Linked DNA regions of Homo sapiens: region 2 is linked to region 1. A link is an interaction called in ENCODE POLR2A ChIA-PET data of the cell type or tissue named here. Cell type or tissue: PC-9. All regions are shown on one strand. Links, peaks and the distances in the headings refer to the core of each region. The heading gives the core; the rest is flanking DNA.

The links. ChIA-PET counts read pairs that join two places held together with the same protein. Peaks named below come from ENCODE experiments on the same cell type or tissue, not always from the same donor. Only the 100,000 strongest peaks of a DNase experiment are listed, where the experiment ranks them.
Region 2: POLR2A ChIA-PET joins it to region 1 with 11 read pairs; 2 of 35 experiments call an interaction of 5 or more read pairs at or near these places.

The regions. Positions count from the first base shown.
Region 1 is chr7:8,259,707-8,262,206 of GRCh38, reverse strand. ICA1 (islet cell autoantigen 1) reads left to right here and starts at 40. Exons shown (of 14, transcript NM_001136020.3): 1 at 40-113. In PC-9, for the core only: no CTCF peak of the experiment used is centred there; DNase peaks (open chromatin) are centred at 36 and 1,216; H3K4me3 peaks cover 1,894 bases; H3K27ac peaks cover 1,781 bases.
Region 2 is chr7:7,580,744-7,589,939 of GRCh38, reverse strand. It overlaps MIOS (meiosis regulator for oocyte development), which reads right to left. Exons shown (of 13, transcript NM_019005.4): 6 at 6,568-6,822; 7 at 4,135-4,304; 8 at 1,377-1,442; 9 at 377-535. Among named protein-coding and RNA genes, the nearest start is that of MIOS, 18 kb to the right of the region's middle. In PC-9, for the core only: no CTCF peak of the experiment used is centred there; no DNase peak of the experiment used is centred there.

The DNA of each region.
Region 1 (2,500 bases), core at 1-2,500:
CTGCGCTCCCCCCGCCCCTTTCCCTCGCCTTCGGCTGACGCTGACGTCGGATGAGTGATCCGGAGGGACGCTCCGACCGCGGCCGGGAGGCTCCTGGGGGCCGGGGCTCCGAGGTACCTGCCCTCCGGGGTCGGGGCGGGGGCGCGCCGGGCGGGCTGCAGGAAGCAGCAGGAGACGCCCGGCAGCCGGGACGGTCGGGGACGCCTGGTAGGAGCTGCCTTCTCTGCCCTCCGCGGGCGGCGCGTGATAGGCGAGTCGCCTCCTCGGGTCCCGGATCCCGGTGCGGGAACCGCATCAGCCCCTTCCCCTCCCCTCCTCCCTCCGGCCTGGGAAGGTCTGGAGGATGCGCGCGCCGTGAGAGCGTGCGTCAGCCCCGGGGGAGCGGTAGGGAAGCGTTCCGCGCTCCGGCCCCAGCGCTGGGAGCACCGGCACCCATGCCAGCCCACCCCACCCACCCACCGCGCGCCTCGCCTTCCCGGCGGCTCCGGCCCCAGGACCCCGAGCTCCCTGGTGGGCAGGGACTTGCGTCCAGGGTTGACTTGTTGACAAGTTCACCTGCCGCGGCGCCTGGTGTGTGCTTTTTCTCTTCCCCTCCGTGGCCCTTTTTTTGGCAGGGGCGGCAGAGAGCATATGGGTACCTCTTTATAACCACTAGTGCCAGGAGGCCTGAGCTTGGTCCCCCGGGGGCGAGGTGCTCAGCAGTCTCGGACTAGACGGGGCGAGAACCCCTAAGCAACCCCGGTTCCAGCAAACCCTGGCGCGCCCGTTTCCTTTGGGCGCTGCTGACTCCGCCTTTCCTGCTCCGGGGCTATTGCAGCTCCTGCTTCCTCTAGAAACGAACATATCCTGTTGTTATGTCTGCCTTTCCCCCAAAGCGGCTCTCCAGGAACCTTTCCCACTGTCTTTTTACTTGTAGTACCCCCAAAGCACCTGAGCTTCTCTTTGGGGTCTTAAAAGTATCGCGCCCTTATTCTGGCGAAGGGCATTAACTGCCTGGTTGGGGAGAGTTAGTTTGGAAAGAATCGCGTTCTCTTCATTTAGATGGCATTAAAAAATTAGCGCAAGAAAGGGTTTTGTTCATGAATCTTAGTAACCGAGATCTGGTAACGGTATAAAAATTATCAAGGCCTGGAAAATATGTCACCAGCTTGCTTGGGAGTGATACTGAATGTAGGAAGAAAGACACATAAGGCATTTATTGGCCATTAAGGTCCTATAAAATATGACTCATCGCAAACATGTTTTTGTCCATACGTTTCAGTGAAGTCTCTTCGGAAAATCTCAAATTGGTTTCTGTGGCCCTCTGGTTTGAATCTGAGATCTGAACTGTTCTGTGGTTAGGGAGTGAAATAAGAAATGCTTAGTTTGAAATCTAGGCTCCCGATGCAATTTCATACCCCCTGTTTAAAACACACACTCTCTAAAAATGCTTTTAAGTAAGTTTTCAAACCAAAGATATATTTTTAGATTTCAGTCTTTATTTTTGAAACACCCTTTGTAGAGAATACCACAGGGACAAAATCAATTTATAATCCTGAATAGCTCAAATATCACTCTTTGGTTTTATACTAATACTGTACATACATCTTAATTGCAGGAGATGTTGCTTTCTAATTGTTTCTGTTTGTATTACAAAGGGAAATAATTGTACTGTTTATAAAGATGAATCTTTAGAAAACGTAACAGTTAAGCTACAGCGGGCTATTTGTGGAGAGACCTGATGTTAAAAAACGTTAACCCTGTATCCTCCACCCGTGGATCATTGAGTGCTAAAGATACTGGATGGTAATTGCCTGGGTGGTTTATTTTGTAACTATTTTCCCCCATTTGGAACACCTGAGTAACTATCTGACTGCTTTCTCTACGCATCTTTACCGCAGTGCATAAAGATCAATCTCACGAAAAGTATAGAAAATTTTGTTACTCAGAGCCTTCAAAATCAGTACGTTTTCAAGGTATTTGACTAAATAGTACATTTTTTTCAGGTGCAAGCAGCATTAGCGGTATGGAGGTCTGGTAGTTATGCCATAACGTAGAAGGATAAACCTATGTTTGGTATGAACTTTTAAGATTATAGAAACCTCATGCGAGAGAGGGAGGAAGTTAACAGGCCCCAAGTGTCAGGATGAATTTTTCCTCTTCGTTGGTTGAGCCTGAGGGTAGGTGGCAGTGTTTATAATCAGCACGCTGGTCACTAGTGTCCTTTTTTTCCATCTGCATTACTAGATTTATGGGAACCATTAATAAGGATGCTATCTGCATGTTTTGTCCATGAGGCAACATAGATCACTAATGAATCTTATCCCCCAACCCCACCACCATTCGCAATCTGCCTCAGCAGAACTTTAAACTCAAAAAACACTTTTCCCCCGCTTTTTTCTTGATTCCCAAGCTGATACATTTCGTATCACAATCATATCTAACACTCTGAGGGAGTATGGAGGACTCATGGGCTTTGGATCCTGATGGAGCAAAATCAGAATCCCTGCGGTAACACCTA
Region 2 (9,196 bases), core at 3,989-6,488, 680 kb after region 1:
GTATAACTAGACTTCAGCACTTCAAGTAAGACTATAGTTGAGATCAGGAAAAGCCAATCTTTCTTGTAGAAGATGCAGTTATGTCAACAATTGGAGAAACTGAAGAGAGTTTCTCTATTCAATTTGAGCTTTACATAAATTCAGATGCAGTCAAGACTGGCCCTTCTCAGACTGAAAGGAAAAACTGGATAACTCAATGAAGAGGCTTAGGGACAGTAAGATAAGGCACAAGTCTTCAGTAGATCAACTGATTAGGTTAAAACTAAATGCCTTCTAAAGATCCTAAGCAAGCAAAAGTGCATATTTACTTTCAACTGAGGAAAGAAAATATAGAATATTGTTACTTTTTTAAAAGCTGCTGTCAAACTGCACTGACCTGTAACATACAGTAACTTGCTGTTTGAACATCTCCAGTTCTATCAACATAACTCTCCATTAAGTCCACTCCATCTTTAGTAAGGCCTGTAAGCAAAATTCCTTCCAAATTTCCAGCCTCTTTCATTTCATTGGTCAACTTTTCGATGTATCTATTTAACTGGAAAATTTAAAGTGATTTTTCTAAAGCAATCTGTTTCACTATGTATTTTGTACTTCAAAACTACATTTTGAACAATTTCATTCCTAATGGAAAACATTTTAAAACAAAAGACTTTACTAAAATATAAATATTTAACTAAGAAGTCTGCATCTATTACAAATTTCAAAGCAATATCCATAATCATTTAAAATATTTTAAAAAGGCATTTATTATGTTGATAATTAATCCATAAAAGAACTATAGATGGTTTATTATTTTAAAGATAATTGTCCTCATTATTCTGCGAAATTTTTGCTGTCTATCATAGTAGTATGTAACAGAATCACAAAATCTGGAGTTGGAAGGGAACTTTAAGATCATCAAGAATAACTTCCTTTAGGTCTTCCCTGACTTCAACCCACCCCAAACTCTTGCCAAGATTCCTCCATCTTTCCCCAGCATTTTTCATTATTATAGTACTTAGCATATAGTATTACTGGTTGTTTACATGCATTTCCCCCTCACTATATACACAGCATAGGCATTTAGCATTGTTTAATGTAGTAAAAATGAGGAACCCTTTCATAGCATCACTAAGAGGTGAGTTTAACATCTTTACCTACTAACTAATCTTACCCTCCAAAGAAGAAATATACTAAAATATTGTCAGTATTCTAAACAAATAAATTTAGTTATGGTAGACATTTTCAAAATATTTTTATCTAATAAATTCTTACCATACTTTTTAGAAGAATTAGCTTATCAATCTCATACATATGTAATTATAAAGACTAGTTTCTTACATAATTGTGACAGTACATATTAATTACTTCAAATGTGGAATTAAATCAGTTTTCACCTGAGTATCACTAAGGAATTTACAAGCAAATGCCACTCTGTCACGTACTGCAACTTTGTTTTCATACTGGAAAGAAGAGAAAAAGCAAGGAGTTACTTCTAGGCGCACTGGTTTTAAATTTTTGCAGAGACTGAATGTTTTATATAAATAAAATGAATATGTTTATTTCCAAATTTATTAATAAGTTATATTTATCTTGCAGAGCCATTAATTGCCTGAGATGCCTTTCTTGATGTAACTCTTAGGAAATTCAGCAATAAGGTTTTGTCCTTGCAAAGTAAAAATTTACCTTTTAAACACTAGCCAAATTCAGTTTTTAAAAATCCAGGTCAGTCTTACATAACATAAAACATAAGCAATGATGCACAGTATATCAAATTTAAGATGCCACATAATCTTTCCATCATAGAAATTAATTTTAGAGAACTAAGGAAATCTTTCCTTGGCTACTAAGTTAATCAGTAAGTCTAAGAAATTTGTGAATTGGCTACACCAGTACACAACTTAGAAGAATACCAATATACGTTTCCAAGTACAAAGTGACAAGTTTTAAAACATAAACAGACACACTCTTGTGGCTAAAGTTGTTATATAGGTGGTTTGTGGCAAAGATTTCAGAGGCATTATAATAACTAAAATTTTTGTAAACTCGTCAATATCATGAAACACTTTTGAAATATATTTACTACAAATGTAGGAAGGTACAATTAATTTTGTAATTTGTAAAAATAATTTAAGGGTGGAAAAAAGATCCAATTTCCACTGAAGTCATCCTATGAAAATTTTACTTTTTTAACCGTAAGATCACTTCAGTTGATACCTATATCTTAGCATATTTTTTCTATGATAAAATATGGTTTTGCCCTAAAGAGAGAACATATTTCATATAACTAGATTTAACTCTTAGATTCAGTTGCATATGTTACAAAATTTTGATCTGGAAAGAGTTATAAACATTATTCTGTCCCATTTTACATCTCGAGAAAGTAATACTCAAAAAAATTAACTGAATGGCTATGGTAAATGGGGCAGAGCAAGGAGTCAGGCCTGTATTTTCCGACTTCCCAATTCAGTACTTTTCACATTACTATTAACATTTTTTAAATAGCAACATTAATTATAATTATTTATACATAAAGTATAACTAAATACATAAATGAAACAGCTTGGAAATATGAACTTCGTACTCAAGATGACTGTTATCTAATAACTCAAATTTATGTATAGCAAAACAAGGATACTGGGGCAGGGCATGGCGGCTCACATCTGTAATCCCAGCACTTTGGGAGGCCAAGTCAGGTGGATCATTCAAGATCAGGAGTTCGAGACCAGAATTGATATTTCTGGCCAACATGAGGAAACCCCGTCTCTACTAAAAATACAAAAATTAGCCGGCATGGTGGTGCATGCCTGCAGTCTCAGCTACTTGGGAGGCTGAGGCACAAGAATCACTTAAACCCAGGAGGTGGAGGTTGCAGTGAGCTGCCATTGCACCACTGCACTCCAGTATGGGTACAGAGCAAGACACTGTCTCAAAAACAACAACAACAACAACAAAAAAAAAAAAAAAAAAAAGGGAAAGAAAAGTACTTATTATGGGTCACTTAACTTAAAATGCAGAAATTTAATATTTAAACAATATACATCTTTTATCAATTCAGAAGTTAACAATCCACTTGTTTATCTAGTCTCTATCATTCTCTAACACTTCGTGAAAGCATTATTTTATCTCTCCAAGATACATTTAAAGTCTTCTGTTTAACAAAAAAGATTAATTACAGTTAAAAAATAAAGTCCTAACATTATACGTATTAATTTGAATTGGTCAGAAAAAGTTCAATAGTAATTTATTAAAAGTAATAAAGTACATAAAGTGCAAAATACACATTTATTAAACATTTCATTAAGCTGCTCCAATAAAATACATATTTTTACAAATTCTTAGGGACTAATCCTTAAATCACTTATTCAAGAAATGTATAATTGATAAGAAATGGTACAGTAGCAAACACAGAAATGAATTTCAGTGTAGAAAGTTCTTCCCACTGCTAGAAAGAAGCCAAGTAGTGCAAAGAAAGTTGTAGTACTATTGTTTAGCTTAAAACCCAATAGCTAAAACTGGTAAGCAAATCTCACTTCATTCTTTCTTTCCCCGTTTTGTGATAAAGAACCTATTTGATTGTGTTATGATCACAGGTGGTTAAAACAGAAGAGAAAAAGAATAACACAAAGACCAAATAAAAAGCTGAAATAGTCCACTGTAAGTACTGTTATCATTCCTAACAGGAACCACAAAGACTAACTGGGACAAGATGTATGGCCACCTCCACCATAACTGATCAATAATCGTGAGTTGTTTTATTTAACTACACACACACACACACACACACACACACACACACACACACGTGCATGTGTGCACAGTGTAAACAGCGAATATATTTTTATGTTTACACAGCTGTAGATTTCTACAGCTCAGTTCTTAAGCTAAAGGATAAAATCTTTATTCCTTCTATATCTGTAAATTATATTAAAACCATAAAAATCAAATCCAGTTTGGTATCAGTTAACTAACTCTAGGACGGGAATCACACTCAAGAAGAGCTGCTCAAAAAAAAAGCCCAAGATGCCTTATTTTAAATAACATATGCATAAAAATATAATATTTTATGCAACAGACATTTGAAAATTTTAATAAAGTTAGATAAAAACTCCTATCTTAATTCAAAGGAAGATCTTAAAAAACAAGTTAGCTTACCAAAACTCCATCGTAAGATCCTGTTTCACTTGTCAGAAATGCAAACATGACACACAAATACGGGTTATTTAGCTGTAATCGCAGTGTGCTACACATTTCTCTCCAAAGGGAGTTCTTCTCATCCGTATAACCCGATAAAGCCATTGCTACCACATTGAGATTCAGATCTCCTGCATATTAAAAACAGCCAGCTAATCAAAGTGATCAAAAGCTTAATATCTCTTCTACATTTCTTAAACCATAAATAGAAATCAGAGGGTGACTTTTACCCTCAGAAAAATGAGCTCAGAGAATAAGGGTTTTGGGCTGCTCTGCCTATGGAGTAGCCATTCTTTTATTCCTTTACTTTCTTAATAAAGTTGCACTTTACTCTTGAAAAAAAAAAAAAAGGGGGGGGTTTGGGTTTTGATTCAGACTGGAAAATTTGGCAAAGACAATAAGCAAAACATTTCTACCCTTATAAAACTCATGCCCATGTGTGCAAACTCTGTGCAGGGAAGCAGATCTTTTACTTTTCAAGTTCTCAATCCAGGCAGGGTCTTATATAAGTTATTCCTGTGTATGTTCCCATATATGTATGTTATTGCTTACTAAATGAAGAAAAGTGAAGTCATCCTACCAGAATCACTGTCAACTTTAACAAGTTTATTAATGTAAAGGTATTTCAAAAACACTTATAGTAAATATTGCATCTCAAGACTGCAATATTCAAAATCATTTTATTTTCCTATTCCTAAATATATAATGCAGACACTTATGTATATAAGTGTCAATGCAAAGTGCAGAAAGTAATATTTCAATACTTTAATTACAGTATTACACTTACAATTTTTCCAGGACAAAATGAACTACAAGAATTACCACAGAACTGCATTTAGACCCATTTGCAAGAAAGCATTTGTTACCAATAGTCTTTTAAACATTTGTTCTTAGCAGTTTAGATGCATGCTGATAAGCTGCTAACTTTGCCTTCAGCAGTATGGCTGCCTAGTCTTCTAACCGAAGTTCAGCTTCAAAAGAAAAAACTGAATTTTCCTTTAACTTTGACTTTTAAGTATTTTCTACACTTATTATATAAGTTTTCTTAATCTATTTCTTGATTCTAATCTTTTTCTTTCTTTTCCAAATAAAGCAGTGTTTCCCACTTTATGTTCTTAACAGCTTTATATTCCTCATTTCTATAAACACTTTCCCAAGTTACTTTGTGCTTGCTTCCTTTGCCTAATACATTAGATTTAAGGTCTTTTAAAATAAAAATAAAAATAGCAAAGAAGTATCTTTGGATTTTGTATAGAACAATTTACTTCTAAATGGAAAAGAATGTTTGACTCAGAGAAGTCTTCTCTTCAGTCCTTAAAATCACTGGAAAGATACATTTTCCCTATTGTTAGTATGGGTGTTTAAATCGACCACCAAATTTCCCAGGTACACAAGATAGGAAAGTATCACCCTTTCAAGTTATAGCAAAATTATAATTAGAAATGGCTTTAAATATCAATTCTTTTTTCCATCATCACCTATTTTCTATTGCACTCTTAAATGAGGGAGACTTTTGTTAGAGCAAAGGTGAAGGAAAAGATGCCAATCTGAGCAAAACATTGACTTTTTTAACTTTTAGACTACAAAAAAAATTACAGTGAATTTCATGTTTTTCTCTATGCTACAGCTAAACTATAATGGTTTCAAAATGGACCAGCAAGTAAGGATTCAGTATTCTGAATATTCAAAAATTATTTTTTAGGTGTACTAAAGACCAATAGCTATATATATTTTAGTTATTTCCAAGCGAAATATTCCTGATAAGAAAAAAACCCCTGAGGTTTTGTATTAGGATTTGTTTTTCCGAGGATCCTCTGGCAAAATGCCAGAGTAAAAAAACCTTATCTCTTTCTTTTTAAAAAATACTAAATGAAAACTGTATTTTAATCACCAGATTCAAGAAGCAATTTGAAGATCAAAGTATGCTTTTTATAACAATTTGTATTAGCCTAAATAAAAGTGTCATTCAGAGTTTCTTAAAGGTCAAACAATAACCATCCCAAAGAAAGTATAAACTAAAACACTCAAATATGGATCGTAAAAATACTTGTAGGCTAAAGTAGCCCTAATCTTTAAGAAAATATATTTTAAAAAATGTTATGTGAACTATCTTTAAGAGAAAACATTGAAAATGGACACACTTGAGCACTCCTTATAATATTATACTAACATTTAAGACACATCTTTGTTTTTACAGCCCTAAACCAAGGCATAAGAGATGAGCTAAGTATTTACTGTTATAGATATACTGCTGTGTTTTCTCCTCCAACAAAAATTAAATTAAAATTTTAAGTGATTAGATATTTGAAAATTATTAGCCTCTTTTCTTTAAAAGATTCCATGAACTGCTAACATCTTAGATTATAACTAATATCTTAGTTTATAACCTAATACCTTTTTCAGAAGATGCCCCTTCATTCAGGATTTGGATTGCTCGGCGAATATCCAAGTTGAACAATGCCACAGCAGCAGCTCTTTCCCATTCCCCTTCTTGTACAAGGGAGTTCAAAAATGGCCCCACGTCTACATCCGTTCCTTTCTTTATCCACCCACAAAGCTGTAAAGCTAAGATTCTCTCTTCATTTAAATTTTGAATATCACTTTGCTTATCCAACCCACTCCAATTATGTCTGCTGCTTTCCACCATTCCTAAAAACAGAAAACATTTTTATATTGTTTTATTTCAAAATATATTTGGAAAGTAAGTCAGTTTTACAGAGAACTATGTTGACACATTTAGAATATTTAACTTCTCGGCCATAATTTTATGATAGTGTAAATATGAACTATGCCACAAATACAACATATTTTGCATGTTTTTAAGTACAGTAGCTCCTTGAGTTAGCAAAGAACTACTGAAATAAGAGCAAATGCTCAGATGGACTAAACTGAGTTACTGCCTGGCCACCTAATCTAAAATAGACATACTTGTTATTATCTAACTCACCACCCATTGTTTCCTCTATTTCCTTTAGCACTTAATATGTGCTCCCATTTATTAATTTATTTTTCAGTCTTATCTCTTCTCCCAGTAGCGCATAAGCTCCAAAAGGGCAGGTGTCTTGTCTGTTTTATTCACAAGGTATCCCTACTGTCTGAAATCCAGTAGAAGTGATCTTGCTTTCTTCCTTCTTTCTCTGTACATTAAAAAACAAGATTACAGACTTCAAAGTACTTTGAAAGTTTAAGGTAAGTAATAATTTTAAAATATAATGGGACTAACTTGAGGGCTATTTTTCCCCTTACTAAATCAGAAAACTTCATTTCTCATTCTTTTTTCAGAACAAACCCTTGCCTTCACATAGCATTATTTATACTGCAATCAAGGCAGTTGATCCTAATGACATGGTAATTTCACTTAGGATGATACTTAGTGCCAAATAAAGTCAAAACGAATAAAGATGACACTTAAGAACTATAATAACAAATTCTTAAATGTTCTAGAAAGTTTTACCACCAAAATTGTCATTATATAATTATGTTTTTTAACAAAAAGGATTTTCAGAATAAACTAAATTATGAATTAGGCAACATGAATGTCCAACATTACCAACTTTTTATTTTTTGTAGTAATTTACCTTTGTAATTTACAGTAATTATATATTTATATATTTACATACAATACTGCAATTATACATTTGTAAATAACTAGATCAACAGCAGACAGTTTCTAGAATTCCTCATTCAACCTGTTGGTTGTAGGCAGAACTGTTAAAAACGGCTGCATTCCTGTCCTGGCCCGCCCTCCCGCCCCGCCAACCACACTCTTGTGTAAACCCCTCCCCTTGCGTACAGGTAGAATCTGTAACTTGTCTCGAGATAACAGAATACAGCAGAGGTGAAAGCATTTTGCAGATATAATTAAGGCCCTTACTCAGTTCACCGAGCGAATCAAGGGAAGATTATCCTGTGTGGGCCTGACCTAATTAAGTAAGTCCTTTGAAAGACAGTCTCGAGGTAAGAGAGAAGCAGCAGGAGACAGATCTCCTGCTGATGATCTTGAAGATGTAAAAGCTGCTGTGCTCTGAGAGGGTCTGTGAGAAGGCCACGTGGCAAGGAACTGTGAATAGCCTCTAAGGAGCTGAGAGCAATTTCTGGCCATTAGCCCTCAAGAAAATGGCTACCTCAGTCCCACAGTTGCAAGGAACTGAATTCTGCCAACAACTCCATGAACTTGGAAGAGCACTCCAACCTCTAGAAATAAATACAATTTGGCTGATACCTTCTGGTTAGCCTTTTTGAGACTCTCAACAGAGGACCCAGCTAAGGTGTGCCCAGACTCCTGACCCATGGAAATGACGAGATAGTAAATGAATGAAAATACACTACCAAAGTTAATTTAGCTACAGTCATTCTGGTCAAGGAATTAAAGGCATAAACAAACACAAGCAAAAATAAGAAAATATTAAAAACTTGTCATTTGCAAGTTAAATTACATATATAAAATTTTTCTTTTCTTTTTTTGAGATGGAGTCTTGCTCTGTCACCCAGGCTGGAGTGCAATGGCACACGATCTCAGCTCACTGCAACCTCCGCCTCCCAGGTTCAAGCGATTCTCCTGCCTCAACAGGTGCACACCACCACACCCGGCTAATTTTTGTATTTTTAGTAGAGACCGGGTTTCGCCATGTTGGCCGGGCTGTTCTCGAAGTCCCGACCTCAGGTGATCCACCCACCTCAGCCTCCCAAAGTGCTGGGATTACAGGCATGAGCCACCGTGCCCGGCCTATTTTTACTCTTTTCAAGTATTCAGACTAAATGATTTTTAAGAAAAATTTTAGGCCAGGCACCGTGGCTCATGCCTGTAATCCCAGCACTTTGGGAGGACGAGGTGGGCGGATCACCTGAGGTCGGGAGTTCGAGAACAGCCCAGCCAACATGGCAAAACCCGGTCTCTACTAAAAATACAAAAATTAGCCGGGTGTGGTGGTGTGCACCTGTAGTCCCAGCTTCTCGGGAGGCTGAGGCAGGAGAATCGCTTAAACCTGGGAGGCGGAGGTTGCAGTGAGCCGAGATCGCACCA